Linked DNA regions of Mus musculus: all the other regions are linked to region 4. The links are chromatin loops, found by intact Hi-C in ENCODE. Cell type or tissue: left cerebral cortex. All regions are shown on one strand. Region 1 overlaps Syt7 (synaptotagmin VII). Region 2 overlaps Dagla (diacylglycerol lipase, alpha). Region 3 has its middle 26 kb from the start of Gm30263. Region 4 overlaps Syt7 (synaptotagmin VII).

Evidence for each region. A loop is a pair of places that touch in the nucleus more often than their neighbours do. Peaks named below come from ENCODE experiments on the same cell type or tissue, not always from the same donor. Only the 100,000 strongest peaks of a DNase experiment are listed, where the experiment ranks them.
Region 1: a loop joins it to region 4, with 7 times the contacts of the local background. A loop is called at or near these places in 12 of 42 quality-filtered maps.
Region 2: it touches region 4 in a loop (2.7-fold over the local background); 4 of 42 quality-filtered maps call a loop at or near these places.
Region 3: it touches region 4 in a loop (2.9-fold over the local background); 22 of 42 quality-filtered maps call a loop at or near these places.

What each region holds. Positions count from the first base shown.
Region 1 is chr19:10,443,090-10,451,089 of GRCm38, reverse strand. It overlaps Syt7 (synaptotagmin VII), which reads right to left. Exons shown (of 12, transcript NM_001373944.1): 10 at 7,599-7,713; 11 at 6,906-7,105; 12 at 1-2,750. The coding sequence ends at 2,646. Among named protein-coding and RNA genes, the nearest start is that of Lrrc10b, 10 kb to the left of the region's middle. In left cerebral cortex, a CTCF peak has its summit at 1,169 (motif pointing left); a DNase peak (open chromatin) is centred at 1,175.
Region 2 is chr19:10,254,935-10,262,934 of GRCm38, reverse strand. It overlaps Dagla (diacylglycerol lipase, alpha), which reads left to right. Exons shown (of 20, transcript NM_198114.2): 8 at 364-441; 9 at 2,160-2,284; 10 at 5,964-6,117; 11 at 6,555-6,638; 12 at 6,734-6,811; 13 at 7,194-7,274; 14 at 7,986-8,000. Among named protein-coding and RNA genes, the nearest start is that of Myrf, 18 kb to the right of the region's middle. In left cerebral cortex, a CTCF peak has its summit at 4,349 (motif pointing left); a DNase peak (open chromatin) is centred at 4,333.
Region 3 is chr19:10,336,423-10,344,422 of GRCm38, reverse strand. No RefSeq gene overlaps it. Among named protein-coding and RNA genes, the nearest start is that of Gm30263, 26 kb to the left of the region's middle. In left cerebral cortex, CTCF peaks have their summits at 2,075 (motif pointing left) and 3,089 (motif pointing left); DNase peaks (open chromatin) are centred at 2,076, 2,437, 3,083, 4,835 and 1 more place; H3K27ac peaks cover 637 bases.
Region 4 is chr19:10,390,779-10,398,778 of GRCm38, reverse strand. All of the region lies in intron 1 of Syt7 (synaptotagmin VII), which reads right to left. Among named protein-coding and RNA genes, the nearest start is that of Syt7, 5.8 kb to the right of the region's middle. In left cerebral cortex, CTCF peaks have their summits at 270 (motif pointing left), 3,323 (motif pointing right) and 6,610 (motif pointing left); DNase peaks (open chromatin) are centred at 4,713, 5,086, 6,633, 7,384 and 6 more places; H3K4me3 peaks cover 2,085 bases; H3K27ac peaks cover 5,313 bases.

The sequences.
Region 1 (8,000 bases), 52 kb before region 4:
ACACAGTGAAGAGACAGATTGGCTCTGGCGGTCCCTAGAGGCTCTGTGGGGTAGGGTGGACTGGCAGGTGGGCCTTGCTTTCAGGCCTCACTGACAACTTTGCTCTGGGTAGCACCTTCAGAGCCCTCCTGCCTTGACCCCCTAGGTCAGGTGATGGTGGCCTCACAACCTCCCCCATGAGGTAGGTGAAGTATTATTACCATCATTTTACAGATGGAGAAACTGAGGCCCAGGGAGTGTGGGTGACTTGCCCAAGATCCTAGGACAGTGGTGGCAGAGCTCTGGTGCCCTCCTCACCCTCAAGTCCCTCCCCCCCATTTCCATGTTCCCCCAGTTGCCCTAACATCTTATGCCCAGCCTCTGTGTCATCCAGCTGCACCCTGTGCAAACCCACTCTGTTCTCCACCCACTGTTTGCAAGGTCTGGCTGGCCCCCCCACCCCTCCACCCAGGCTGGGTCACTACTATTCCTAGTAGTCTGAGGGGAGAACAGCTATGTGGGGGGATGCTGAGCTGACTGGCTAAGAGGTGCAGGAGCACGCTCTGCATAAACCCGCTGCCAACTTTACACCTGCTGGTGCAGGTTGCTCGGGCCCCTCGGATGCCTTGGTGGAAGCACTCAGGAGACTGAGGCAGATGGAAGGAAGGATGGCAGCGATTTCTCTCGAGTTTCCAGACTTTCTACATTACCCTCTTCTGTTCCCACACAGCCTCTGCAGGGAGTTGGGAGGGTCCCTTTCCTGGGGTTACACCCAGCTGGGCAAGGGAGTTGGGGATGGTCCTATTTAAAGCAAAAGCTGTAGTATACAAACATTTAGATTTACAAGTAATATGGGTAACTATTTGTTTTACAATGGAATTATTCACTCTACGAATGATTCACCTACTACATAAGGGATTCCTCCAGGTCCCTGGGGACAGGGTGTGAAATCTGATTTAAGGACATTTTGCTATGGACAAAAGGAGATCTCCCACCTAGAGCAGAAGGGTGAGCTTAAGGGGAAGCCCACTGAAGGAAACTGTGCCCACATAACTGTGTTCCCACTGTGCTCTAGATAAGCAGATGCAGTCCAGAGCCCCTTCCATCCTTGGGGTGTCAAGGTGCCAGTCAGGGTAGAACTGTATTTATGGTCCCCAACTGCTACCATAGATGTGGTGTTCTGGTGCCACCTGGTGGTAGAATTAGGGTATGTTGGGCTCAAGTCTCTGAATTGGTTTTGAGGCTCTTTCACCAGCTGGGTCTTTTCAATACAGCACAGAGGGACGACAGGACTTAAGAGGGATCATTCTGGAGTCTGCTATTTCCAAAGGGAAGCCAGTTCTAGTCTCAGCAGAGGCGGGGAGAAGGGACGACAGCTTCTTTGGGTATGGCAACTTCAGACTCCTGGAATGCTCCCCGCTTCCTCTGCTTGCGTGGTGGGTGGGAGGGGCAGAAAGAGCTGCTACTCTGGGGTGGGGGTAGGGGTGGGGGTGGGGTATGTGTCAAGACAGCCTGGAGAAGGCCAGGGGTTGATCAGATTATGCAAAGAAAAGGTGGAGGTGTCGGGGCAAGGGGTGGGGATCGGGGGCTATATCCAAGCCAGAGTGTGGAGCAGATGCCAATTTGACTGCAAAATGAGATTTGGAAAGGTGGGGGTCCCTGGGCGAGGGGTTAGGAATGCCTGAGAAGGATGGGAGTGGTGCCCTGTTGGAAGGCCATGCACACGGTGAGTAGGTGCCTACAAAGTGTGAGCCCAGGCCCAAGGGACGACATTGCAGTAGAGAGTTGCTACTGGGGAATTGTGGGGGTGGGGGCTACAGAGACAGGCAAAGTGGGTGCCAGGAGGCAGCTGAAACAGCCATTTGCCCTGGTCCCCACTTCTTCTCAGCCGTCCATACCCTTCCTCTCCTACCTTCCCTGTGGCCTTGACCTCTACCTGACCCAGCCCTACTTCATCCTCACGAAACTCTGCTATTTTCCATAGCCAATCAGCACTGCTGGTCCCAGGGCGATAGGGAGTGAGCTCCCCCTTTCCCACACGTGCGCATGAGCTTCCAGGTGCACATGTGTACACGCATGTGGGCACACACACACACACACACACACACACACACACACAGTAGACACAACACAAATACACAGGGCCACATCTCCAGGACTCTGGAGCACAGGCTATATACTATCCTCAGTGTCCAGGGCCCAGCCGGCACCTGAAGCTGGGGATGGGCCTGATGACCAGGCCGTGGCCAAACGCCTCGGCCTTCCTCTTCTGGGCCCCAAAAAGGGGATCTAGGGAAGGGGTGGCTTCTCTCCACTCCAGGCACTGCCTTAAAGAAAACGGGGGCTATGCCCACCTGGCGGGCCTCTGGAGGGATCTGCCCATCTGGCTCTTGAGCTCTCCCCCACGTCTTTAGTATCAGCAAATCAGGAAAGAAAGAGGCAAAGCAGGGAATGGCTCCCAAGCCCCCACCCCTGAGCTGGACTCATGGGGTGGGGCTGGTACTTCCTAGAAATGGGGCCCAGTAGAGTTCTGGTACCCCTCCCTGGCTGAGCCCTCGGGGTCTCCCCTCACCATGGCAGGGGTGCCGGGCTGGGCATTGTGCATAAAGTGGTAGGGGCATGATGGGGAGCCAGGCCTTGGCCCTTGGAGCCTCCCTTGGCCCCACTCAGGCTTTCAGCTGGTGCCACTGGGCCACAGGCTGCCGGGGACGAGCGATCATGTCCTTCCAGTGTTTCACTTCACCTGGTCCGCTCTTCCAGGACAGGTAGATCTGGGGAGGAAGAGAAGATGCGTAATGGCAGGCTCTGAGGCTTGGGCCCTGTCCCATAGTAACAGCCTGGCCCACAGAGGCTGCCCCTTTCCCTTCCTGCCAGCCTGACCTAGTTTCCTGACTGCTATCCCTCAAGGGCCTGGGCATGCCTGGCCCTTTGACATCAAACTGTTACCTATTTTGCAGTGAAGGTCAGGATACAGGCATTTGGCTGGGGCAATCTTCCCTGACCTAGGAAGGGACACCATTGTTATTGTCTCTCCCATCTCCCTGCATTTCCTGGCCCCGCCCCTGACTTTGTACTGGGGGCTATATATCTCGAGGTCAGTGTGTGCTTCCAAACCTGGCAGGTGAACAAACTACCAGATTAGCCCCAGTTTTCAGATGGGAAAACACACAGAGTTAAGAGTCTTACCTTCAGTCATAGTTTAAAAGTTCAAAATGGTATAAGGAAAGTCTTGGTGCTTCTAGACTGCCAATGCAGCCTAGGCTCTTGTAAGGGCCCTGCAACATTGCAGGGCTGCCCCAGAAACTCCCAAAGCAGTCTCAGCTGAGCCTGGCCTAGACACCAGGAATGCTTAAGACCAGGGGCATTAGAAGAAAAGCGGACAGTGTTGCAAGATCCTGGCCAGGGCACCTTAAGGCCATCAAGATGACAACTCATAGGGCAAAAAACTGTCACAGGTCATAGAGCCTGGGGGCCTTGACGACAGAGTACAACGTGCTAGCTAACACTGGATCCAGGAGCAGGCCTGGGGCATTAGTGGAAGAACTGGCCAAATGCAAATGAAGTCTGACAGGTTCACAGCAAGGTCCCATGTCAGTTCCTTAAGCTGTGACAGATACATTGTGAGGGGCTAGCAATTGAGGACATTGGCAAGAGGGATATGGATACACCATATTACATTTCCTACTTTTATGTACATTTAAACATCAGGTATTACTACCTAAAATTCTCATACCTAAAGTTCTCACACTGAGGCAGAAGGATTGCTATGAGTAGGAGGCCACCCTGGAGGTACATAGTGAGTTTGAGTGCCAACCTGGGCTATAAAGCAAGAGCCTGTCAAAACAAACAAACGATAAAACACCAAGACAAAATGAGCAAGCCCTATGCAGGGGTGGAATATCTTTCTCAGCTTCAAGGCTCCTCTGTGCAACTCAGACTCCTCTGAGCCAATTGACTGATAATAGACACTGATATTACAGACAGCTGGAAGTGGCGTGTGTCTGCTGCCCTCGCTGGACTAAGTTCTCAGTCTCACTCTGAGGCTCACTAAATGCTCCACCCCACTATCCCACCATCACCACTACTACCACCGCCACAGGTCACAGCCAAGTGCTCCTTCGTGCCTACTTGCTTTTGCAATGTCAGCCCAGCTTGGTACCATAGCCTGGAACAAGGCCAGATTCCCAGTCTCCAGGAGTTGAGCTGGGCCTGTGATTCAGAAAGGTTCCAGGGTCCTTGGGCTTCCTAAACTATCCCAGGACGAAGCAAGAACAAAACCATTTTTGGGGGCTGGCGAGATGGCTCAGTGGTTAAAAGCGCCGACTGCTCTTCCGAAGGTCCAGAGTTCAAATCCCAGCAACCACATTGGTGGCTCACAACCATCCGTAACGAGATCTGACGCCCTCTTCTGGAGTGTCTGAAGACAGCTACAGTGTACTTACATATAATAAATAAATAAAACTTAAAAGAAAAAAAAAAAGAACAATGTAAAAACTAACATTATAAAAAAAACATTTTTGACTTGGTTTGGCCCACAGAAGGCTGGTCTGGTAAAGGAAGCTAAAGTACCCCCCAAGAACATCTACTTCTATAAAGCAGAGTTGTAGCATGGCTGCAAGGGCCTCTAGGGAGCTCAGTGGGCCCTGCTCACAGCATACACTCTAGTCTCCATACCTGTGCCCACTGGCTGGCTGAATAATACTCCCAGGGCCAGCTTTCTTCCACAAGGCTAGCTGCTTTTCTCTCCCCAACAACTAGTTTCTCCTTTTCATCTTTCTAGGGAATGCCTCCAGAGTGGCTCCTTCTCTGCAGATGCCAGACCATCCTTCTCCAAACACCATTGTTGGGGTTTGAATGAGAAGGACATCATAGGCTTGTTATATTTAAATGCTTGGTCCCCAGCTGGTGGACACGTTTGGGAAGGATTAGGAGGTGTGGCCTTGTGGGAGGAAGTGTGTCACTGGGGCTGGGCTTTGAGGTTTTAGAAGCCCATGCTATTCCCAGTTAGCTCTCTCTGCCAACTCAGATGTGAGCTCCTAGCTACTGCACCAGCACCGTGCCTGCCCGCCTGCCTGCCACCATGTTCCTCACCATGATGGCCCTGGACTTGCCCTCTGAAATGGAGGCCTAAATTATTATTTTATTAATTTTATTAAATTATGAGTTGCCTTGGTCTTGGTGCTTTTTCACAGCAGAGGAAAAGTATCTAAAACAGTCATATTGTTAGCATTCTGTCTAAGTTCTACCCCACAGTTATATGGCAACAGCCAGGTATGCTTTGCCCCACAGTTACCTGGCAACCGCCAGGTAGGTCCGTCCCACTATAATAGGGGTTGCTTGCCACCCTCCTTGCTCTTTTGCTCTTCTCCTGCTCCCTTGCTCTTCCCTTCCCCCTCCCCATTCCCTTCTCCCATCTCTCTCTCCACAAGCTCATGGCCAGCCTCTACTCCTCTACTCTCTTTCTCCCTCTGCCTTTCTCTGCCTCTACTACCCTCTTAACTCCCCTCCCCATACCCTGAATAAACTCTATTCTATACTATATTGTCGTGTGGCTGGTCCCTCAGGGGGGAGGGATGCCTTGGCATGGGCCCGCTGAGGCCATACCTCACCTCACCTCCATAGAACATATCCCCTCCTCTCTTTATCTTTTTATAAACACATCACATATACCTAGGGACCCGTGTTTCCACTCCCTCACTTCCTCTGTCCTGATCACTGGTTCTCGGCACTATTCCTGGTCACGCTTCCATGACTTGACTTGGTCAGTGCTTGTCCAGTACACATGGAGCCCCCATACTCAGTCCCCAGCACTGCATCAGGCAGGCTCGATGGCAGCTGCCTGTAACCAACCACAGTGTTTGGAAGACAGGGGCAGCAGGATCAGAGATCCAAGACCATACATACTCAGCTACATAAGGAGGCCAGCTTGAGCCGGTGGCGCACGCCTTTGAACCCAGCAGTAGGGAGACAGAGACAGGTGGATCTCTAGAGTTCAAGACCAGCCTGGTCTACAGAGCGAGTTCCAGGACAGCCAGGGAAACTGACTCAAAACAAAACAAGAGAGCATAATGGAAGTCAGACTTCTGTTACTGAATAAATGACCACACACGCCATCGGCAGAAACATTTCAGAGCTAGCATCTACAACAACAGAAGCTACACACGTACTTCAGGCGCCAGGCTGAGCGTCTCACTGTGCCCTTATCAAACGCTCCCACTACACTGTGTGGCTATCACTCCCTGACTCTCATCTGCAGCAGAGAGAATGAGGCTCAGAGAGGTGACAGCTTTTAAGGGTGGCGCTTCAGTACCAGAAGTGTAGCTTAGTGGCAGTGTATAACTGGGTTCCATTCTAAAAGCTACAAACAACAAAACCCGGACCCAGGCAGCTGGATTTTTGTGTCCGTGCTGAGTCCTAATATTGAGTTAAAAACACAGGAACATGCTTTTCAAAGTAGAAAGTGGAGGGTTTATATGAATGACAGAATTGTGTTGTTGAAAAATTCAAGTCATGTCTGGCTTCTTGCCTACCATGCAAGAAGCGGTCACCTTCATCCAGAATTTCCTTCTATCTCAGGTGGTTCTGACCTTACTCTGGGGCGATCGGCAGGGTTGGCATCAGCTTCCTTTTACAGATAACACAGAAGCTCAGAGAGGCTGAGTAACTTACTGCAGACTGCCCGGCCATCGTTGTGCAGAGCAGTTAGTTGAAGTCACTAGGGTCTTTGGTTTCTGGCAGGGGCTCTGCCACAGCCCCACTCAGTTGGTCCCAGAAGTAGGGCTAAACCAGTCGGGAACTCAGAAAACCTTTGGGGAATTACCTCCTTCCCTGTCTGGCTGTCTTTCCTGGTTTGCTTATCCTTGGCCCCTGCTGCCTCCTCAGGGCAAACCCTTTGGGCCTGGCTGTGCACCCCAGCCCAGTCCTACCTTGCCGATGACGTCGTTGCGGCTGAGCTTGTCTTTGTCCATGACAGTGATGATGATCGTGGTCTCCCTCAGCTTCTCCGTGGGTATGTCGAAGGCGAAAGACTCATTGAAGATGGGGTTCAGGTTCCTCTTCTTTGTCACGGTCTTCTTTTTCTCTACCCGCTTGTCTTTATACATCAGCCACACCTTCACATAGGGGTCTGGTAGGTGATAGTAGAGGAAGGGTCAGAGGGTCAGAGTGTGTATGTTGGGTGGGGGACTCAAGGATCCTCATGCCCTTCCAGGTGCACCTAAGTGGGAGCTGGCTGCATGCTTTTTAAGTGGGTGACTAGGCCAGGTCAGGCAAGAACAAGAGGGATTAGGGATCATTAGCATAAGGTAGAACCTAAAAAGACCCTGGCCACTGCTTCAGTGTTCTCATGCTGGTACAGGTCTTCCTAAGCAGCTTGAGCTGGGACCAGGGTCTTCCCACCACAATGTTGCCTTTCTTCCCGATTCAGGGAGCCTGGCTGCCAAGATGGCACTGACCCAGAATATGTCCAGAGAGCTCTGCTATCTCTAGTCAGAGGACCAACAGGCAGGGGTTAGGGTTAGGACCCCAATACACTTCTATCTCCCGAATCTGAAGTGACCCTTGTGTCACGGGAAGCTCCCCCACAGGCCTGCCCACCCTGCTGTGATAAGCCTCAGCACCTGATGTGCCCCCGATGTCCATGGCTTTGAGGTTTCGAGCTTTGATGATGTTCACGATGATGGAGTTGGCAGAGGGGTTGTAGCAGAGGGACAAGAGCAGCTCCCCTCGGCTCCCCTATAGGGCAAAAAGAAGAGTGAGGCTGGGCCACAGGAAGGGGGATGTTCCCCTTGTTCTCCCTGCAGGGATGACAGGTGTGGGAACTAGAAGGGAGGGTGTGGTCAGAGAGCCTAGTTGTCCACAGGTCTTTTATGCCCTGACCTAGGTGATAGCAGCCCCTCTGTCAGCACTGCCATGCCACCTCCTCTCCACAGGAGAGCCTGTGCTTGCTCGGGGCTCTCAATTCCCTGAACAGAGCAAGCCCTGGGCTCATTGCACAGTTCAGGTGATTCATTCCACTCTGA
Region 2 (8,000 bases), 140 kb after region 4:
CCAGCCTCTGAGGATGTCCCGTTCACCGGGGCTCGATGGCCACTGCCAGCTCCAGTGCCTCAGCCTCTGTCTGAAATCTGCCCTGGCCCCTGTCCTCACCAACAGGCTAGTTCTGGTCTCTGGACATCTCATACAAAACCCCTTTCTCTCTCGGGTGGCTCAGGACCATCCCTTGGGGTTGGAAGGTCTGGGTAGAATGCAGAAAACTAGAAATACAGGGAAATGTGATTTTTGAAAACTGCTGGATGTTAGAAGAGCTGCAAGCCACGTGGTTCCTTCAGACCTCTGAGGCAGGCTGAAACGGAACTCCCTTCTCACCTTCACATCTGGACCACTGTCCATCTTACCGCGCCTGTTTTCCAGGCAAACAATGACATCTTGGCTTTCCTGTCTGGGATGCCAGTGACCAGAAACACCAAGTACCTCGACCTCAAGAACTCGGTGAGTGGAGCTTCTTCCTGTCCCCAGTGCCGCTCTGTGCTTCCCTGCAACTACATGGCGTGAGGCAACCCCACCACTCCTGCTCAGCTGTCCAGGGAGTCTCAGATGAGGTCCTCAATGCTCTCACATCATGCTGTGTCTATCACTAAGGAGGACCCTGAATCCCTTAGCCAAACTCCAGGACACTTGACCCCTGCTCCTGGAGATTGCACAGTGCTTTACAGGGACGAGCTGTGACATTATTGCTGCTGCTGCTGCCCTCTCATAGCAGGCAGTGGGGTGTGGTGTGGCCGTTTAAACACCGTTTTAGCAATAGAAACTTTCCTCGAGCACCCTTAATAGAAAGTCTGTGTGTCCTGGCAACGTGAGCCCCATGGTGTGAAGGAAGGCACAGCCCAGGCCAGTGTGGCTGAGGGGGGGAAATCACAGCTGGTAGCCTGGCACAGGAGAGGCAAACTAATTTAGGTGCATCCTTGCTCAGTCACCTCTCTCTGCTACCTGGAGCAAGCCTGCCATCCTCAAAGCCCTCAGGACAGATATAAAATGCCCTAGGCATACCTTGCACGCAGAGCTGCAGTAGGGGGAACTGACCCATCCTAAATCCAGGCAAGCAAGGTGCTGGAAGCTTGGTACCAAATCAGACAGGGCTGGAAAAGTTTTGGCCCTTGGGAATCTGTGTCTTTAGGAAAGGCCCAGGCATCTGTCTCCCCAAAGCAGGCATCACTTCATTTCACCAGCCACATACATATCTAGTCCATTCCCCTAGCCAGCTGCCCGCCACTCACTCGGGCCTTGCCTGGCTGGCTCTTACCACCCCCTGGGGAGGTGCAGAGTCTGCACCTGCCACCTGGCAGAGGCTACCATCGCCCCGCCTCCCTGTCCTGTCACCCAGGGTAATTGCCTCTGCAGCTACTGGCTCCTTCCTGAGTTCCTGAAGAGCAGGCAGAGGGTGCTGATTGAGGCCTACCTGTTTCACTTCACAAGATGACTAATCACCCTCCTTAACTTTTACAAGGTGACTAATTCCCTCCAAGTGCCGCAGTCCTGGTGCCTAGGGGCTGGGGACTGACTGACAGGCTTCGCTGGGACACTGCCATCCCAGCCTCTGACAGCTTGTAGCGCTGACACCAACCATTGAGGGCAGCTGTTGGGCGGCAGACTCCTGGGTTTCAAACTGGCACCTTTCTCTAACATGATCCCAATCTCAGGGAGACAGCCTACCCCAGCCTCAGGAGCCTGGGACTCTGTGAGTCAAGCCCAAGAGGATTAGTGAGCCAGAGACATTTGCTGACCGTTCCCATGCCCAGTGTGGCTTATCTGGTTGCCCATAGACACTCGCAGCCTCAGGCCCTAAGGTTTCACAGGGTTAAGTTCCCAGGACCTGATTGCTAAGGGGTGGGGTGGGGGGAGACTGCCACTCACACCCCATGTTCCCTTCCTTCTTGGGTAAACAAGCCAGGGCTCCAAGTGGTTTTCTGTCCCCAGATCATAAATTCCGAGACAATAATGATAGGATGGATCCCATGAGTATGCTGGCCTGGGTATAGGGAAATAATTGGGCAAATGTAATTAGTGTCTGGAGGGACTGCTCCTCCTTGGGGCCCAGCAGCTGTCCCTCACTGGAGCAAGTAGGCGGGCTCCCACCTCAGGGACTGGTGGTGACTGAGGTATCAGGCAGGAAGGGCAGAAGTCACCACCCTCTGCATCCTGTCTTCCAGCACGAGATGCTACGCTACAAAGAAGTCTGCTACTACATGCTCTTTGCCCTAGCCGCCTATGGCTGGCCCATGTACCTGATGAGGAAGCCCACCTGTGGTCTCTGCCAGCTGGCTCGGTCCTGCTCGTGAGTACACAGCCAGTCCCCAGCCACAGTAGCATATAGCATGGGCTGGAGGGAGGGTGCAGTGATGAACTGGTACCCACTTCCCCTGGAGCTTTGAAACTGCTGTCCTGCCCCTACCTCCTCTCTTCCATATGGTCACTGGGCCACTGGCTTCCTCCTGCTTCCTCCCTGGACTGGAATTTTACAGGCAGACTTTCAGTTGCTGCCTTGGGCAAGTCAGTGTACTTCTGTGAGCCTCAGTTTCTAAATCTGTGAAATGGGATGTGGATACGTCTGTTTTTGAGTGTCTGACTGCTAGTTTTCTTGTCTTTGGGCCATCCTCTGCCCGCTACAGACATTCCCTCCTGCCCACATCTCCCTTCTCTTGGATGCTCTGTTGTGTGCTGCCTCTTTAGAAGAAAGAATTTTCTTGGGAAGTAGGCCCACTCCATGGAGGTCTCTAGAAGTACACCAAGAAGGCACTTTAGTACAAAGTTCTGAGTAAAGAAAAAAAGGCAAGCCGGGCAGTGGTGTCACACACCTTTAATCCCAGCACTCAGGAGGCAGAGGCAGGCGGATTTCTGAGTTCGAGGCCAGCCTGGTCTACAAAGTGAGTTCCAGGACAGCCAGGGTTACACAGAGAAACCCTGCCTCGAAAAACCAAAATAAAGAAGGCCTGGACCCAGATCCGACCTGTAGCTCACTCCACCCTCAGCCCTGCTCTCATGGAAAAGAGGTGGGGCTCTGTGCTTTAAAGTGGGCCAGAGAAGGGCTTTGGAAGGACCCTGCCCTTCTCTGGTGTCTCCGTCCTCAGTCCATGACAGGCAGAAGCAGGACAGTTCCCCGGGCTCCTGTTCCAGAAAAGTGACCTAGTGGGCAGTGCCTCTGTTCTCCGTGCCTCCTCCCAGAGGCGACCGCATCCATGCCTGCTGCACAGTGCCTCCACGTGGACCGTGTTCTCATTCTCCCCAGCTGAGCAGAGAGGACCAGGTCACTGTGTGCTCCTCCCATCTCTGCCAAGTGCACATGCTTGTCACTTTCCCTGCAATCCTGGGACACTGGACATCCTGAGTCTGGATGGAGAGATTCTCAAGATGAGCTCTGAGCCAGGAGCCCCTAGGCCTGTGCTTAGATGGGCCCTCTCCATTTCCCAGGAGCCTGTTTCCCCGGTTCTAGCAGGTGCTATTAGCCCATAGGACAGTTCCAAATCACAGAGCCGCTGGCTATGGGGCTCTGAGTGCTTTGGAGACAGTGGAAATATCAGCTCCTGCATGAGCCAGTACTGAAATGGCAGAAGACAGAGTCCTCAGCTTTGGTGGGGCACAGTCAGGTCCAGGACTCTTGAAAGAATGAACCTAGGGTGGGGTGGAGTCAAAGCCACAAAGTGTGGGGATAATTGGAGACAGAGATCGCTGGGTACCGTACTTAGCATCTGCTATCTGCCTGCTGCTTGTCACTTCCATGGACTCTCAGATCCTGAACTTTGGTTGTCTGCCACAGTGGGTGACACATCACACTTTGTAAGGGCCTATTTTGTGTGGAGAGTGGAGTGGGACAAGGGGATTGGCCTAGGGGACAGGCTGGGGTCTAGTAGTTCTGGGAAGCAGCAGTCAGTGCTGACTCTGACAGGAAGACGCCAAGGCTTATCTGGACCATGGTTACAGAATCAGAATGTGAAGTAGCAGGAAAGATTGGAACCCAAGTCCTGCTGCTCCCCTACCTCATTTGAGCCTTCTGCTCAGCTGAGGGAAGAGGGGAACTTCCTGAAGTCTTGAAGGTAGGACCTTGAGCCAAACCTGCCACCACTTACCCTGATGGTGGCTTCTCCAGGCACAGCTCTAGGATGAGTGTCCTGTGTGTTGTATCCTATGTATGGGGCAGTTCCTGATCCAAAGCTCAGGCAAGCTCAAGTCTTGACTTGACTCTGGGGTTTCTCGATGAGGCCTCTCCCTGTTGGGAAGTCACAGTCCCACAGGCGCTGCTCTGAGAAGACAAACACCTCACAGGAAATGTCAATTCAAGACGGCCTGCAGCCCAGTTATACTCGCCCCCAGCTCTGGATACCAATCTGTTGGGTGCTAGCTCCCCCTGGTGGCCTGAGAAGCAGATGCTTATTTTTCTCCAACCTGTCCCTGCCTCCATCCCCAGTGGAATGAGCAGTTCAGCCCTGGCTCATCTACCCTGGGGAGTGTCCTGTATGCCTAACAGGCTTGGTGATCGGGGAAACATCTGTGACTAGCACAGAGCAGACCCTGCCCTGTGTAACACCTGCCACAGTGGTACACAGATGAGGGACTCTGGGGCAGGTCAGCGGAGCACATGGATGCTATAGAGGGACAGAGCTGAGTGCTAGACCAGGGGTCAGGTCAGGACTGGCCCTGTCAGAGAGGTACCTGGAGTGGAGCTCACTGTAGGGTCTCATTTGGATGGAGACTAAAGGGTATGGGGAGGATAATGTGCATAGAATCTGGTGGGGGAAGAGGAAGGAAAATTAAGATCCGTGTAGATGAGGGGTGTGTGGAGGTCGGGCAGATGAGGCCCAATGGGGCAGATCCCGGAAAGGACTCAGACCTTTATGATGAGAAGGGGAGCGTCTCTGTGGGACCCTAAGAGGAAACGTGACAGTGGCTCGATGTGCCGTCACAGGGTCCCTCCATGTGCTACTGAGTTGGTAGAGTGGGGACAAAGGTAGACAGGGGAGAGGAGGTCGGTCTGCGCTCAAAGAGGATGGGAAAGGACAGCAGGCAGGTTTGGTTTTAAATGTTACTAGGGCCAGTTGTGATGGCGCACGCCTTTAATCCCAGCACTTGGGAGGCAGAGGCAGGTGGATTTCTGAGTTTGAGACCAGCCTGGTCTACAGAGTGAGTTCCAGGACAGCCAGGGCTACACAGAGAAACCCTGTCTCGAAGACAAAAAACAAACAAACAAATGTAGGAAGGGAAGCTGGCTCAGTTGGTAAAGCACTTGCCTTGCAAGCACAAGAACCTGTGTTCAATACCCATCACTCGAGTAAAAGCCAGAGTCTGGTGCTCTACAACTATCATTCCAGCCTGGAAAGCCGGTCTTAGTCGGGCATGGTGGCGCACGCCTTTAATCCCAGCACTCAGGAGGCAGAGGCAGGTGGATTTCTGAGTTCCAGGCCAGCCTGGTTTACAGAGTGAGTTCTAGGACGGCCAAGGCTACACAGAGAAACCCTGTCTGGAAAAAAAAATGTGACTGGGAGAAGCTGGTATGATAGTCAGGGAACCATCAGTACAGCTACGGGGAGATGCCACGCAGGAGTCCAGTAAGGTGCCTTTCGGAGGTCTGCAGTGGGTCTACTGCTGTCCTACGTGACTTTATGGAAAACACATGAAGTAGGCTGCTAGAGGGGAGGGAGGTCCAGGCTAGACCCAGGACCTTGAAGATGAAGGGCAAGCTGGAGACGAGGCTCGGCCTGGGAAGAAAGAAGAGCGGTGGGATCTGCAGCCAAGAGGGGAAGATTCATGGTCCAGGTAGCGTCGTGTGTTAGGAGACTGTGTGATGAACTAGTTCGTGGTTTGACCACTCAGTGGTCACCAGGGCTTCACAAGGGTAATTAAAGGAGACAGATAGGGTGGGGCTGAAGCCCCACCTGGAGCCACTTCCAGAGAAGATGGAAAGGAAAAAACATCACTCCACTGGTGCTGCCTGCCCTGAGCTTTCTGCCACCCCATTCCAGGTGCTGTCTCTGCCCTGCACGACCCCGATTCGCCCCTGGGGTCACCATTGAGGAAGACAACTGTTGTGGCTGCAACGCAATCGCTATCCGCCGTCACTTCCTGGATGAGAACATGACTGCTGTAGATATTGTCTACACCTCCTGTCACGATGCGGTGAGGGACCAGGCTGGGGCCCAAGGTCCTCTGGGGGCCACCGGGGACCAGGCCACCAAAGACACTCCTCAGGCCAGTGGAGCTAGCTATGGTTTCAGTGTATAGACCAGAGATGGCCTCCTCCATTTTGGTGCCTGAGATTCACACTGCCTCAGACTAATGGGAGAAATAAATGCCAGCATGAAGGCCTCCAGGCTCAGCCTTAAGGGACTAGAAGCGACAGGAGGCACTGGGGAGAGGCAGTGAGCCACTTGGACTGAGCACAGGTCTGCCTGAGGCAGAGTGGAATGGAAGGGCTAGGTACCCAAGAATCCTCAGTGACCTCCAGGAACCCTGGCTTTGACAGGTGTTAGGGACCCTGTGGCCCATGGGGAGTTTCATCACCATAGTCTGGCCTCATTCTGGGGTCACTCAGGCTCATGAGCTGGTACTCCTAGGTCTATGAAACTCCCTTCTACGTAGCTGTGGACCATGACAAGAAGAAAGTGGTGATCAGTATCCGGGGAACACTGTCCCCCAAGGTAACTGCCCATGTGTCTACTCCACAGGCCCCAGTACCTGCTGCCCTTGCCTGTTCTCCTCAGACACCTCTTACCTGCCTTTTTCTTTCCCCAAGGATGCCCTGACTGACCTGACAGGCGATGCTGAGCGCCTCCCTGTGGAGGGACACAGAGGCACCTGGTTGGGCCACAAGGTATCAAGCTCAACGCCCTGAGGTTCCCCCACCTTGCCCTCATCCCTGACAGCACTCTGGTGCCTGTGGTTGGCAGGGCATCTTCCCTTGTCAGAGATCAGTCAGAAGGATGTGGTTTATTCTGCCTGCCCACTAAGGCCTAGGGAGCTCAGGGCCTGTCCCTAGAAGCATCTGGGCAGGCAGCTGGGGGGATGTCACTCCTGTTTGTATCAGGCAGATATCCCTCTGAACCCCTGTTTTCCCATTTGGAAAATGCAATTGAAAATGGAGCCAACGAAGTACCCACCAGCCCTCACGGCCTGTTTGTGGAGGGACAGAAGGGGCGCTGGCTGTTCTGGTCCCAGAGGCTTCCCAACAGCCCTGCTCTGCTCCTCCCCGCCAGGGCATGGTACTCTCAGCTGAGTACATCAAGAAGAAGTTGGAGCAGGAGATGGTCCTGTCCCAGGCCTTTGGGCGAGACCTGGTGAGTTGTCCATGACATTCCATCCTGAAGAGGAGGGGTGGATGATGGCACCCCCTTCCCCAAACACTAGCTGCTGTCCCTCCCTCCCACATTCCCAGCTCCTTCTTGCTGGCTCCACCCTGCCCCATCCTACCTCCCAGGCCCTGTTTCTCAATGTATCCTTTCTCCAGACTCTGCATCCCAATTCCCAAATGTGTATTCTGCCAGTCTTGTGGTCAGGACCACATGTTGCAAGAAATTTTACAGACTAGTGACAAGAAGAGCTACAACTAGGGAGAAGGCTACCCCTGAGCTGGATGGCAGCCCGAGTCAGCCCAGCCACTACTCCTAGTAACTCCTGAGGATGCTGCCACCCCCCCATCCCCAGGTCTCATACTGTAGGCTAGTGGAGGAATAAGGACAGGTAACCAAATTATTATAACTGTAATCATCAGAGTGAGGGCAATGCCGAGGACAGGGGGAGCTGTTTCTGGGAAATCAGGGAGGGCTTCCTTGAGGAGGGAATTTCTGAGCAAGGCTTTAGCAGATAAGTAGGAGTTTGTGAAAACAGTCTCACCAAGCCTTTGCTCTGTGAGGACCTAGCTTGACTCTCTCTCAGCCCTAGCAACCATGCTGGACAGCATGATCCCAGGACTCTGAGAAGACCTCTCATCCTCCCAGTGTCAGCTGGGAAACTGAGGCAGGACTCTCAGGCATCTCTTGGTTCCCCAGGGCCGTGGAACCAAA
Region 3 (8,000 bases), 54 kb after region 4:
GAAACCCTTGCCCCTTCACTGTTCTGGCCCCAGATATTCCTTGCTGTCACCGACCACCTGGAGTTATTTAAACCTACAGGCAGCCACTGACATCAGCTCATCTCAACCAAAGGAATCAGGGAATTAAGATCTCAGATTCAGATCCAGCCTAGGCTCTGCCTAGGCTCCAAACTCCTGGCTGCCTCTGACACTGATGCAGTAGGATGCAGACTACTCTCTTGAGCTAGAGTCACCAAGCCCCTTTCAGGAGTGGGAGGTGATGTATCAGGTGGGCAGAGAGTGCTCTTTACGAAATAGGAAGTGAGAAGCTACACCCCTGCGGGGTCACGTCCTTCGTGAAGAGGCCTGTTTCAGTCATGGCGTTACTCCCTGCGGTGGCGTGCTCATGATGCTGATGACGTACAGGCAGCTCATGCTTTGTGGGCAGGTTTCAGGCACCACACAATGTCCTAAAATTTGACATATGTTGAGTCACCTTTCGCTCACAATGCCTTAGGAGACATGATCGTGAACTGGAGGCCTGGCTGGGTCAAAGCCCTGGGACTCTCAGAACTGGTGGTAGAATAGGGCTCCCACCCAGGCAGTCTGAATCCATTTGTTCACCCTGCACCCCTTCACCTCCAACCATGGGTCCTTCTGCCTCACCCCTGTGACCTGTTTCTCCCAGGCCTGGGATGTGCTGTCCACTGGAAGGTGATGTTGGGAAGAGGGATGTGGGCCCGGAGTGCCCTTACCAGCTCTCCAACCCCCCTTAAAGGCCCTGTGACCTCAACAAAATAAATATAAGAGTCAAAGAGACAGCTCAAGCTGCGGGGAAATGTTTTCTCAGCTGCCTCCTGCTCCTTTGCTTGCTCACCATCCAGTAAGGGATTCGGTGCATTGAGAAGTGGCCTTCAACAGCATCTCTCTGGGTGCCACAGTGGAAAGTTGTTCCTGTGAAGGTCAGAAACTAGGTTTCCATCCCAGCAAGGGGAAGAGGCGCGTGCACAGTCCCCTCATGGAAAGCTGATTATTGTAAGGGGTGACCTGGGGTCTTTGATACATGGTGGCTTTGTGACTAGTATTGTCATAGGGTGATCATTCAATCCTACCCATCCAGGAAGGACAAAAGGAACCAATAGGAGTATGGAGAGAAGGCTCGGAGGGTGAATGCACTTGCCGTTGAAACTTAGTAACACTGAGTTCAGTTCTTGAGATGTGATGACTCAAAGCTATTCCAGCAGAGATAGATGGCAGAGACAGGGGAATGAGCTGCAAGCTCATGGCCAGCTAGCCTGGAATACACAGCATAGTGGCAGGTACAAGGGTGGCCCAGCATTGAGTGGTAGAAGTTTCAGGGACCCTGGTGGTCCCAAGGCTCTGACTTGTAGATTAAGAAGACAAAGCTGTCTGGAGGGCTGACTGCCCTGGCACAGACATCTATCCACACCACCCATGCCACATGGCCGGGCGGGCATTCCACCGCTGCTTCCCCGGGGAAGATTCTGGAAAGGATTAACACCTGCTAATTTTCATGCAGAATCATCTAGCATGACTGAGGTGCTTATCAGATGTAAAATGGCCCATGTATAAGGGCTCTCGGGAGATTCATGAATGACCTGTATGTACTTAGAATACATTCATCTGAAAGAAACTAAAACTAAAACAAAAACAGAAACAACAACACAACCAACAAAGCAACAGTGGCCACATACTGTTTCCTTTTTTCTCCCAAGTAAACAGAAGGTGGAGGTATCTACTTCAGGGCTGGTATGGCAGTCCCACACGCGGGTACCTATATTAGTACTTGTTTCTTGGTCCCAAACGGCTGCTCCAGTTCCAACAAGCACGTGCACATTAAAGCACAGCAAAGAAGAAACAAGAGGTTTATACATCACAGAAGGACTATAGATATCTTAAGAGGAACTCAGGGATATGCTGGATCTGCCATCTTCATTTCAGGTGACTTTGTGTCCGGCTCAGCATCAGGAGTTCGGTGGGGAACACACTTGGAGCCAGCCGGCAGCCTCCGGCATCCCATAATCTGCCTCTGTTCCACAGGAAGGCTGGCTGTGTTTCCTGGCACTGTGCCCCCCAGCGGCCTTGAATCACTCGCTCTTTGTTCTTATGCCTTTCTTGTTCTTGGACATTCATCCCGTTCTCCAACACGCTGCCAGAAGTCCTGTAAGAGCGCGACTCTGCACGAAGCACAAAGCCTTCCCTCTGGCTTCCAAAGCCCCTTGGCCTTTGGGACCTGTCATCTGTCACAGCTCTGCTCACCTCTGCCCCACCCTCTGAGCCAGTGCCTGCCAAGAGTCCCCTCCTCAGCCCTCTGCAGGACTCCTAGCTGACCTTGAAGGCACACTACAGAAGGGTGCCTTGTATGTGTATCTTCCTCAGTCTCTAGGGAGCATCAGACTCCCTTTCTCTGGCCTCCCTTGGGCTTCCGGAGCCTTCCGTCATCTCTCTATTTATAGTTAGAGTCAGGTGGCTCTGGCCTCCACGTTGCTGGGTCTGGCTGGGAGAGCTGGTTCTGTCACCTGCCTGGGAAGCCTGGGATTTTCCAAAGCCATCCTGTGTCCCCCTCACTGTGCCAATGTCCCAGAGAGAAGCACCCACACCAGGGAGACCCTTACCACGCACACACCCTGCTGGCTGCTCCAGCCTTGTATCATGTGCGCCCCTCAGCTCATCACTTTTGAGACATAACTGGAGCACTCTGTGTAGTATTTTACCATTCTGTCACCATTCTGGTTTGCAGGCCTGGAGACCAGCACTCTCCTGCCCCTGAATGCCACAGTCTTGGTCTGTGACCTCCAGTTACCAAGCCTTTCTGAGCCTCTGCCATTTATAGCTGACTCCACTCTGATCTAACACATTGGGGTTCCCATGAGAACTGAGGCGGGTGATAATCGGCTCCCGGTCCTTGTGGATTTCATACCCTCCCTACCATTTCTCTGACCCCTGGAAACTGAAGGGAAGGATTGTTGTGCCTCTGGACCTTAACCCGAGGGCTAGCAGGCCAGCTAGCTTAGAAACCAAAGAAAGCCACTCTGGCTGAGGGTCCCGACGGCATTTGGTACCAACAGGGAGAACTGGCGCCTCCTAGTGGACAGCGAGAGAACGTCTTCCTGGCCATTCTGTGGTCCAGGCTAGAATGAATCCGAGACTGAAGTCAGGGTCCTTGTAGAGCCTCTCACTGCCAACTGGGACAAATCTCATCTCATTTAGCAAACCTCGAGTTCCTCAGTCTCCTAAGCTGAGATGATACCCCACACAGGATCACAGCAAAGCTTCCATCAGTGATTCCGAGACCAGCCTTGCACAGCGCTATTTCCTAGGTCCTCAGGGGCAGGAATTTGTTGGGAACCACAGGGCACTGGTAGTGAGGAGGTGAGAAGTCAGAGTTGTCGATGGGTGCTCTCTGGGTGCTGTTTCACTGTGACCTTGGACTCTGATGAATTAATCTCTCCCTCCAGCGCCGAGGTTTCTCAGAAGTTTTAGCTCCTATTAACATACCTGTCCCAGGAACAAGCTTACATCTGTATCCAATTAACCTCCCTGCCAACAATGATTCAATGAGTTCTTTGCCAGCGTTCACAGGGCTATCTCTGCTTTCCCTGGTCCTGAAAAGCAGAAGTATTGCATGAGCTACACCATGATGACTCTGTGGCAGGAGGGTCACAAGACACTGGCCTCTGGGGTGAACTTGGGGTCTTCTAGGAGTTGTGGCTGTTATGCTGAGCGGGCTCTAGCTGAGAGGCTGTATGGTTGGCTGTGGGTAGGGAGAAGAGACCCCCCTGTGAGTGAGTACCAGTGAATGTAAAAGGTATCTTTTGATACTTCTGGGTGGAAGGGAGCTTTCTGGAATGCATGCTGGGTATGGGAACAGTTCCTTTGTGGATTCCTTTGTGCTGGTGAGGCTGACAATGGGTGTTGCAGTTGGGGTGGGGGTGGGGGCTTCTGACTGGACCTGCTGAGACTGTCTGGGACCTCTTCGTATTAAGCTGTGCGTTCCTTTGGGATGGCTGGTCATGAGATAAGTGAGACTTGCAACTTGACCTCCCTTAGGATGGACCTCTCTTACAGTGACTCCCCGACTCATCTCTGATGTCCTAGGAAGCCCGAGGGGCCCTGGTAGAAGTGGGGTCTGAGGATCTGTAGGGGTTGCCCTCTTAGACCCATGCATTCAACAGTCCACCAGATTTTACTAAACACCTATTATGAGTGACTATAGATAAACCTATCAACAGGCAGTCTGATTGTGTAGTTGAGAGGAGACAGGATCCATAGGCTGGAAGGAGAGGCAGACTGAGCCTAGAGGAGTGGGTAGCTGGGAACAAGATCACCTTCCCTAAAGCCCCCACCCAGGAGTAAGGAAAGCAACGGGGACATCCTAGAGTCAGCAACCAGATCCCAAGCCTGACACCACCTTGGGGACAGACAGACAGAGGCAGCCCTAAGAGCTCCCAGTCCTTAGCTCCAGCCAAACTGCCTTTTTATCTTCTCTCTGCTCTCCCTCCCATGCCTGCCCTCACCAGTGCAGGTCTCCTGATTACCTGTCACCCATGAGATGTACCTCCTTGCCCTTCCTTGCCCTGCTGCCCCTTACCCTGGGTCCTACCTCCTCTCACCTTCCCTGGGGCGCTGGCCAACACCACCTCCTTTCCCATAGCTCTGCTCAAAACAGCTTTCTCTTTTGAAAGCTTCTCTCAGCCCAATTCTGTTCTGTCTTTTGGGCAGGGACCCTGGTGGGACCTCTGCCCACACCAGAGGCTCCCTGGCCCAGTGTGTTGCCATCCCTCCCTGAACAGGCTCTGTTGAAGTCGCTTCTTCTATTTTACAAAGGCCAGCAGGAGGCTGGGAGGGTTTTCATGGAGCCGCAGAGCTGCAGAGCTGCGTGCCTGCATCGGATTTGTGCTTTAGAAGTTCACTAGGGCTGGCAGAGGCGAGATGAGGGCACAGGGCTCCTATGATTGCTAGGCAGGGAGGTTGTGAGGGCAGGGGGAGGGGAGGACTTCTCTCAGTACAGCCTTTGCTTTTTCAGAGGTCTCTGAGCCTGGCTCTGCATGAGCAAGTCATGTGTCTGACTCCCTGCCTCCCAGCCCCAACCAGGAGAGTAAAAATTCAAATCCCTCAGATGAGAGTAAAAGGATCTTTGGTGCCAGGGGCAGGATTGTAAAGAATTTTTTTAAGTGCACAAAAAAAGGTCATAATGTAAAATTTAGTATCTCAGCCCCACTCCTGCCTGCTTGAGAGACAAGGCCTTGCCCTATAACCCAGGCTGGCCTTGAACGAGATATCTTCTGAAGTGCACGAGTCACAAGCCTAGACCATTGTCTTGAATTCATACTGAGTGTTTTAGGGTCTCATTAGCTCAGACTGGCTTTGTATTCACTGTGCATTTATCTAAGGCTGGCCTTGGACTTCTAAGTCTCCTGCTTCTTTACCTCCTGAGTGCTGGATCCAGGTATGCCCCATTGTACCTATCTTACGCAACACTTAGTGCTGGATTCAGGTGGGCCCCACTGTACCCGACTTACACAACACTAAGTGCTGGGTCCAGGTGTGCCTCACTGTACCTGACTTACACAATGCTGGGGATTGAACCGAGGCCCTTGTGCTTGATAGGCAAGCATTGTGTCAACTAAGCCATATCCCCAGCCTCAATTTTAGCTGCTTTTTGTTTGTTGTTTTTGTTTCTGAATCAGGGTCTCACGTGTTGCTCTGGTTGGCCTCAAACTCACAGAGATCCACCTACTTCTGCCACCCAAGTGCTGGGATTAAGGCGTGTGCTACTACACCAAGCAACTGCTTTTTCGACATTTATTTGTGCGTGGGCTGGGTGGCCTATGATTGTATGTGGGCACGTGCCATGTCGTGGTATGTACGAACATTAGGGGACAGACAGTTTTTAGGAGTTGGTTCTCTCCTCCCTCCACGTGGGTCCGAGGATTGAACTGCAGCCACACAGTTGGTGTCCCTTGCCTTTTGGACACCCCTTGTTTTTGTGTTCAGTCCAGTAGTAAATATCCGATTGTGCATCAGGTCTCTAGAGCTTTCCCACGCTGCAAAGGTGCAGAGCCTCTGCACTTGCTACACAGCCTCCCTTCCCACTCTCCTGCCCTTTGTCCACCTCCCGTATGTTTCACTGTCTATATAAATGAGTACTTTCTGCTCCCTCTGAGAGTATCCATCACTATCTTTCTTTTGTGACTCAAGAGTCTATACATTCCTCAGTCTTCAGGTCGTTCTGAGGCAGCTGGTATACAAGCTCAGGTTTGAAAAACAGTGGCTTGTTGTCACCCAAGCTGAAGGTCCTCTCCCCCTTGCTTCTTACCCTTGTGTGTAAAACCAGAGCCTAGTGACTCTGAGCCTTAAGTGAGGACTCCTGTGACCTCTGGGGGTAATTGTCTCTCAGACAGACCAGACTGAGAACTCAACAGCCCAAATTAGGATTAATTTTCACGACTTGTATTTTTGTGATGTTGTGGATGCCGGCCACTCAGAGTGTGGTTCTGCATTCCTTGAACCTGGCTACTAAAGTCCTCCTAGGCCCCACCTCCGCTGCAGCATCTCAATGAGTGCGTTAGCCAGCTCCGCAGGGGCTGGTGAGCATAGTGATGGGGAGAGGGCCTGGGAGTGGGGAAGAGGGGGCTTTCTAAGAGTTGGGCAAAGGGACCTGACCTAGAGCTCTGCCCTTTACCCCCACACGCTGGCGGAGAGTCAGGCTGATGTGGGTTTAGCCTGCTCCATGGCCAGAGTTGCCCTTAAGTACACTGTGTCTATACATCTGTGTAACGCTTCCTGGTGCCCTAGTTCCTGATCCTTAGTCACCAGCCTGGTATCCAGAGACCCACGGCTTCAGCTACAGATTCCCAGAGCTATGGACACATGGCCTTGAACTTGGCCTTCTCCCTCCCCGTGCCCTGTCTCTGACCCTCCCAGCAGGACATCTCATCTGCCGAGGACTCAGTAGCAATCCTATTCAACGATACCATAATGGCTTACAAGGTACCAAGGAAGGGGTGCACAGGCACCAGGCTGCTCAGTCCCAACAGAAGCCCCGGAGGATAGCACAGGGTGAGTCCTGGAATAGTACCGTGTCCCACGTGTAGTAAATGCCCAAGTTGTCACTTGAAATTTAGGCTCTCTGTCAGGGCTGAGAACCTCACCAAGGCACCTATATTTTCACTCTTTCAGCTTTTCCAGGGGACCGTTAAATGCTGAATCTAGAATTTGAACTCAGGGTTATACATGCCCAGACCCTAAATCCTTAATTGCTGAGCCCAGCCTCTTCACCTCACTCTCAGATAAGAAGCTGCATAAGCCAGACTGAGCATTCGAGGATCCCTGCGGACTGGCTTCCAGCCACCCTGAGTCCCCCTGGAACTGTCATCTTAGCAGTAACATCACTGATGAGCCCAGTCCCAGAAGCAGCAGCTGTGGTCTGGGAGGCTCATGAGCTCAGCACCACGAGGAGAGATGGAAAGTGACACCTTCAGGGGGAGGGGGCACAGATTGCACACCTGGGCCTGGTGCAGCAGCTGTCACACCAGGAGGCGGCAGCAACGGGAACTGACAGCGTGGGTAGAGGGACTTGCCCACCCAGGTACTGTGGGGTGCCTGTCACACAGCTAGCATGGAGGCTGGGAGGAGGAGTGTGGGGGTACAGAGCACATGAGACAAGCCCTGGCTAGACAGTCAGGGCCTGTGCTGGCTTCCACACAATGTAGAGGACACGGGGGTGACACGTGGGAATTGAAATGGCAGCTGGAACTCTCCCTAGCTACAAACTGTGGTGAGTTACTTCTCCTGGACTTCAGTCCCCAACTCTAACGGGGGTGGTAATGGTACCCCTTGCCCCGCTGTGAGCCTTTGGAGCCCCAGTAGACATGGAGTACCTAGTGCCTGGCACGCCTTCTCATGTGGGTTGGCTTTGAAGAGAAGCAATTTCCACCTGGCTGCTGTGAGGGGCAGGTGACTTACATACAAGAGAAAAAAAAAAAAGACCTGGTGCC
Region 4 (8,000 bases):
TATCCTTCTTTACCTACCTGTTCATCTGTTCTTAATCAGTATGTACCTAGAATAGTCATGCTGGGTCACACATGCCCACACATATTCCAGCACCAAGATGAGGCCAACTCTAGTATGCATTTATGCACACACACACACACACACACACACACACACCCCTCTGGGTTCTGGTTGGTTTGTGGAGACCTCGTGCCATGCTGCACTGCATAGCCACGTGGTAGTGACGTGGGCCACCACACCCTCTCTCCTCTGCTTCCCTCTAGTGCCTGGGTGGCTGGCTCACCACGTCACACACCTGCTGGCACCCCCATCCCCACTGCCTTCCTCACGCCTCTCCTCTAACAGAAGCAGGCACCTTCTCCAGGAAGGAAGCAGGCTCAGGCACAGCCTGGCTCCCACAGCCTCAAGATGCCAGCCAACTCGGGGGTGGAAAGGGAGAGAAAGAGGCATCAGCATGAGGTTCTGGGGGCCTTTGGGTCTATGGTTCCTACCAAGGACCAAGCCTTCCCTCAGTTCTAGCTGTCATAACTCAGCTCTCACAACCCTAGGGATGCCAGCCCCACCTTAGTCATTTCCACAAATAAGACAGATGGGGGACATGGGAACAGAGGGTCTAGCCCTCACTCCCAAGCAGGACTATGGTACCACCAGGGCTCTCTGGCTGAGTTTTAATTGCACCCCTCCACCCCATCCCTGGTCCCTACGCTCTCTCTCCTCCCCTTGCCCAAACATCTCAGAGTTCTGGGTATTTTTAGGCCTCAGCTGACAGGCTGTGAAATCGCTCCCTTCGCACCTCCCCAACCAGGCGGGGGCTGGAGAGGGAGGAATGAGGTTGGGGAGGGCCACACAGACAATTCATTGGGCTCCTCCCAAGCTGGCAGGTGCCAAGCAGGGCGTGAGGGGCTCCTCCTCTTTTCCCCAGATCATCTGGCAAGAGGATCTTTCCACATTGCCTGGAGAAGAATGGAAAAGAAAGGATCTCTACTCCATTCAGGGACAGGAGAATAAAGGGTTTATAGGGACAGCCCTAAGCACTAAGGAAGATGCTGGGGACACCCTCTGAGTCCGGCTCTGCAGCCAAACCAACTCTAAGCACTCCCTTCTAAGAGATGGGCTGAGAGACAGGCTGGCCGGGATCCTAGTAGGATAAGGGAAGTGTTAGGCAGCGTTTCTCAGTGGTTACCACTCAGCCTATGGAGTAAGAATGACTCAAATTCTTTATCCTGCCTTGTGGGATGACCCAGCCAAGATCCTCTAGCTTTCTGGTCCTCAGCTTCCTCACCTATACAACCTAGGCTAGCTGTGAAGTTTAGATTAAAAAGCAAGGTGGTACACACACACACACACATACACACTCCCTCATGCATATATATATGCATGCACACACACTCATATGTATGTATGCGCATATGGACTCAAATGCCAACATGTGTGTATGCTACCAAAATCTCAGTGTAAGTCTATTTGCCCTGGGATGTCTGCACCCAAGGGAAATAAGAAGATATATTTATACCCTGCTGGAAATGGACCCCTGTGCTTGGGCATGGGGAAGGGGGAGGGGTGCCCTGCCTAGCTGTCATGGAGACAGTTTAGTGCTGTTGGGACCCTGGAGCCCAGACCTGGAGGCTTGAGTGACTTTTGTGGTCCTGTCATGGCCTGTCCCTGATACACAAAGTGGGCATGGGATGCAGACCAATCAATAGGAATATCACCTACGTCTCTGGGGCCCTGTAACTACTACTCCCCTTGGCTCCCCATCCATCTCGAGAGAAGGCTTTTTGTCTAATGACCCCAGTGCTAGAACACCTTTTCAGGGTCTTTACTGATGCCCATCCAGACTGGCTGGCATCTAAATGCCCACACCCACCACAGGTTTGCTAAGGTCAGAGCCCGGGTAACGGCTTTGGGCTCGACCATGTTTAGGTGAGAGAATGTGGCAGAAGGTCAGAGACAGAGATGGGCAGGTATCTCTCCTGGTGAGACTCTAACTCCATTTCCATCTTGCTGCTAAGCTCCCCAACCCTCACACTACCACACTGTTACAGTTCTTTACAGACATCTATTCAAAGGGCTTCCATTACCGTAAAAAAAACAAAACAAAACAAAAGTGGGGATGTGACTTGGTAGAATTTTTGCCTGCCATGAATCCCCAGCACTTCATAATCTAAATATGGTGGTATAAACCTACAATCCCAGCACTTGGGAGGTAGAGAGGCAGGAAAACTAGACGTCCAAGGTCCTCTCGGGCTATGGTAGAAATTCCAGGCCAGTCTGGAGTACATGAGACTCAGTTGCTCCCTGTGTCAATAGCCCAGGCCTAATTTATCTTCCCAAGCCTCACTCCAGGCTACTATTCCTTAGGGTCTCCCTTCCAGCCATGTTCGGTCGCTGGTCACTGCTGCCTCAACTGACCAAGCCCTCTCAGGTCCCTGTGCCTTAGCACATTGCCAAATGCCTGACCTATGCTTCTTCCTACAGCAAGCTCTTATTTGATCTTCAAGACCCAAAGCTCTGTACCCAAAGCTCTTGGATCCTGCTGCACGCCTAGAATCCCAATTGACTTCTAATTGCAAGTCCTTGCCAGGGTATGCTGATGACGGACGTGTAATAAGTTTAGAAGAGTGCGTGTCACACAGCGAGCACTCGGCAAATCCATGCTACATTGACAGCTACTCCCCATGGCCTCAGCGAAATCCTTCCCAACACTTTCACTAAGGCAGTAGCATGCTTGTCCTTCCCGGAGCTTCCAGAACCCCCGTCCCACACATCAATCTCTCAGTACGGGGTAATGTTGATAACAGCTGCCCTTCCGCATCACGAGTGTTTACTACGTGCGAAGCTCTGAGATGACTACTCTTCTTGCCTCGTCTCTCCTCATCCTCCAGTCGCCCAAGAAAGAAAGAACCATCATTATGCCCATTTCACAGAGGAGGAAATTGAGACAGCAGAGGAAAAATGAGACAGCAACAACTACCTCGGCAGGAATGCGCCTAGACAGCAGGTAGGCCTAGGGCCCTGGTTTAAGCAAGTCATCCCTAGTGGCATACACACAAGGCACCTAGCATATACTAAGTACTCCACAAATAAGACTTACTGCTATAGTGCTTCTGCTACTATTAGTGGTGGGAAGGTGTTGGGAGAGCCGAGAAGGAATCCTTAAGCAACATTACACCCTACTCCACTCTGGGAGGAAGAAACCAGGGGCTCAGAGGGGTCCTGGGTCTGCTACATATCGGGCCAGGGGTTGTAAGGTGGTAGACAGGGAACGCTAATATCACTGGGCCTAGAGACCCCAGCGGATGCTTTGATGAGCAACTCCTCTAGGGGGCTCTGGTGTACTCAGATTGGGCAAGCAGGACAGGGCCTGCTTTGGGCTGGCCAAGCCAGCCACAGCTCTCTGGCCCTGCTGACACTATCCCGTAGTAATGAGACGGATCCAATTTGTATCCAGAGCCCCACCGGGAGCAGCTGCCGCGGCAGGGTTTGAAGTAATTTAATTGGACACATTAGCCACACAGCTCTCTCCTCTACTCCCCTGTTTGGGGCTTCATGCAGACACCCCTTTCACACTTACCCAGCCCTGGGAGGGTGTAGGTATACACACCATCTACCAGTTAGGACAGACTCATTGGCACCCCTCTTCTCTTTTTTCTGGGGTTCCTGGAGGCACAAGAACCAGAGGCCCCTTTTTGTTGATGCAAACCATAGCTCTGGAAGCCTCCTGAAGCTGAGACTCAGACCCTCCCTCCTGCCTCCTCCAGTGGGAAGAACAGGGTCACCCCTTTCTCTCCACTGAGCAGCCCCAGAGGCCCTCATTCTCCCGAACTCCAAGGACATTGAAGGAGCAGGGCCAGCAGCACAGCCTGCTCTGACAACACCTTGGTTCTGTCACCATCAGGGTAACTATTGATACAGGGGACAGTCCTTCTCTTGGGGCCTGGGGGAGGGGTGCAAACACACATGCATAGAATCAATCACCAAAACACAGATGAATTCAGTTTAACCCAGCTATATGCATACACAACATACACCACACAGACACACACACACACACCACATACACACACCACATATACACACCACACACACAGACACACACACATACATACCAGACACACCACACAGACACAGATACACACACACACACCACATACACATACCACACACACAGACACACACACATACATACCAGACACCACACACACACACACCACATACACATACCACACACACAGACACACACACATACATACCAGACACCACACACACACACACACACACACACACACACACACACTCAGCATCATGGTAATCTTGTCTCCGTATACAGAATACCCTCACAACCCATCCCATGTTCACATTCATACCTGCTTACAACCAGGTGAGGCCCTGATCTCTGAAGATGGAAGCCAAGTTGGCAGGTTGAGGGTGTGGCAGGGGGTAGGCAGGATCCCTAGAGAGTCCCCACCCTGTCAGGCTGAGTACAGGATGGGGGGAGGGGCCCTCCTGGGAGCTTTCCATTACGGCTCCCTATGCACCTCAATGCACCTTGCTATGAATACACTCATTAGCTGCTGTTTACAGCGGGCAGGGCACTCGGCACAGGAGCGCAGCTATTACGGCCAGCCAGCTGCCTCCCGCACACGCACGCACGTAGGTACACACACAGCCACCAAGCTTCTGCTAGCACCCCAGCTTCCCCTCCCCCCTCGCTGGAGCCCCACATGTTCTCTCACGTGGATATACCAATTCCCCAAACATCCCAGCCCACCATATAACTCAGTTGCAGGCCCAACCACCCCAGGTGACATACCTTTCCCTAGGGCTCCTTCCAGGTAGAAGCTGCCCAGCCTTCCCGAGCAGCCGCCGAGCCAGCCCACCTTCCTATCAAGGGTTGGGAATGCAGGCATAGATGCTGGGCACTCTCCAGTCCCTTCCACAGGTCTCATTCTGTCTGCCAACTCTGCTCCAACCCTTGGGGAATTCTGCTGGGTGAGACAGAGTCTGGCCCTCCAGAGGCAAGTTGGACAAAGCCCAGCAGGGCTACCCCCTGCTGCCTGGAGGTCAGCACCTCCATGTCCATGGAACTGGCACGATTCGCTTGGCACCACTGGCTGGGGTTCCCTGGCAAGGGAGAAGGGTACCCAGGCTTAGCCTGGCACAGACTGGCTCCGGCACCTGGCCAGAGCAGTGACCGCCCTGATGGAGAAAGCTGACCTCATTGACCGTGAGTGCCACCTGTGGGCACCGACCATGGAATGGGGACACAGAGATGTCTGTGCCCACCTGGGATATCTCAGTGTCTCTGAGAGGCCATGGAACCAGCTCCTCCTCCTCCACTCAGGACTGAGCCTCCCAGCCAGCGCATGGCCCCCTCACCAGCTATTCCCCTGCTGTTCCAGGCCTGATTCCCCTGGGGGAAGCAGTTATTGAAAACGGTCCATCAGATTCAATAAGGATTCAAAGTCCCTGGGAGAATAGGTGGTGGGTGGAGAGTGGGGGTGGATGGCAGGGGACCACTCGCTCCTCCTCTGTCCTTTCCCATGACATGCTTCAACATCTGGGCTGGAAGGCCCTTGCTCTGTTGCCCTTGGGGTCTGTGGGTCAGCTAGGGCCAGGACCGGCTGACCAAAGACTTCCCTTTGTTTACTTGATGCCCACCTGTTCCTCTGCCTTTTAGCCTTCCCCATAACCCCTACCACCTATCATAAGCTGGCCCATCACCATGATCCAACCTTCTGTAGCATCCTACCACCAAAGAAGGTCTTCAGGGCCATCTCTTTTCTCAATCCTAGGGTCCTTAAGCATCTAGCCTGATGGTCAAGCTGTCTCTACAAGGCCATGGAACGCCACAGAGCAGTCGGTGATAGGCCTGTCTCCACAGCAACTCTACAGCTTAGAGGGGCCCCTATATCCCAACCCAGTGTTAGACCTGCTCAGCCTCAGACCCTGCCATACCTGTTGGGGGAACCACATGCTGTGATGTTCTAACCTCTGCGCCAAGCCCAGGACACAGGCATTACAGCAAATGAGGCCTGTTCAGGTGGGGTCAGTTAGGGGAGGACTGTCCTTTGGAGAGCAGTTGTCAGGGAAATTGTGGGACAGTCTGGTTTTGTTGGATTTCCATACCCAGCCTTAGCCCTGGCCCCATCCATGGGCCTTATACCATAAACTTAATCTGTTCTTTCATCCCTAACTCCAGCTTCACACCAACCCCTTCATTAGACTCTGCCCTTAACTGTACCCAGGGAGTTGATAGTTGGTTTAGACAGTAATTACTTTGCCATGTCAAGGACGTGTGTGTGTGTGTGTGTGTGTGTGTGTGTGTGTCCTTCACCCCTAGGGGATGACCTGCCTGACAGAGTGTCTGCAGGGGACAGAATCCACTAACAGGTGGGACAAATGAAGGCTTCAGGCACTGCTGTCCAGTGGGACTAACAAAGTCCCAGAAGCCTCGTAACTGAGTAGGAAGCCCTGGGGACCTGACCTCTCTCTCCCAGCCCTTCTCTTTGGCCTTGCTCACTAGCTCACTGCAAGGTCACCTCTCCCTCCCTCCTCCTTCCCACTGCTGTCCTGCCTGTCCTGCCTGCCCACTGCAACGCTGACCCCTGCAGGCCTGCTGAGGCCCTGCCTAGCCTGGGACAGGCAGTCAGAGAGACTAAAGGAGGCAGACCAGGCCAGCGTTGGGATGCAGAAGATGAAGGTTGGGAGGGAGAGGATAGAGGAGGCTGCAGGTAGAGGGTGGGAGGCTGGGCAGCCTGGAGCAGGAGCTCATGGGTGTATATGGGAAAGACCAGGTCTTCATTCTCCACCTGGCTCCTGTTCTCTTCCACCACCTCTTCTTTATAATAACAGGAGTAACAACGCCTAGGGGCCAGGGATCAGGTGGAGAGAGAATAGCAGCTGTCAGGTAAAGTCTTGGTCTTAGGATGAGCCCAATGGGGACCTGCAGAGGGAGTGAGGGGAGAGAGAGAGCCCTCTGGCACTGGTTCAGGGCATAAGGAGCAGAAGAGGATATCTTCTTTTTTCTTGTTTTCTTTTTTGTAATGAAGCAATAATGGGCCACAGGTGTTCCTGAGAGGGGATGAAGAGATCAGGCTGTAAGAGGTACTGGTTCCTGTGGGACCAGAGGGGAGATGAGGGACTGGTCTGAGTCTCACTGGGAATTAATTTGCATATCTCACTCCTACCTGGTGCCAGGCAAAAGGGAGGGGGACATAGGGACAGCAGAGTCTGGGAGACCTCGAGTAAGTTGCTAGGAATGGGATTCTGACATGGAACTACAGGGATTCTAAGGAGTGGATGGTTATACTAAGGGGCACAGAAGGCCCCAGAGATGCCAGAGGATCGGGATTCAAACATACCCTACCCGATCCAACCTATTTTTGGTTCCACCAGTCCAATGCCCACACCAGAGAGAAAAAAAAACCTCACCAGCTTCCTTCACAGTCAGAAACACTCTCACCACAAGCATGGGTGGGCCCTGCAGTTTCAAGGGACAAGATGGGCAAGCAAGAAAGGGAAGGTCCAGGGGGCTGAAAGCCTGTCAGAAGCAGCTACGGAATCCAGGCCCTTTGCCCGAAAGATGCTGAGCACATCAAGTTGGTCTCTGTGGAGACGGCAGAGGTGCTTGGAGGAATAGTACATCATGATGCCAAAGTATTAGAAGGAGAGCAGTGGGTGGGTGAGGGCATGGCCCAGGGCCGGTGACCTAGTCGCAATGGAGACCGTCCCCACTGCACCCCCCCCCCCCACTCCTGAGCTGGGCTTTGAACTCAACTGACAAGAAGCAAGCAAGAGGATGCCCCTAGTTCTCCCTAGGGAGAAATGTCAGGCTAGGTGACCTGTTCAGATGAAAAGGCCCCTCAAAGGTAATGTCCCTTCAGCCCACACCTAGAGGACATTTAGAGAAGGGCGTGAAGCTCCAGAGGAGACTGAGTCTCAGAGCCCAGTGCTGACTGAATACAGTGTCTGGCCCCCAGGAGGTCAACCTCAGTGGA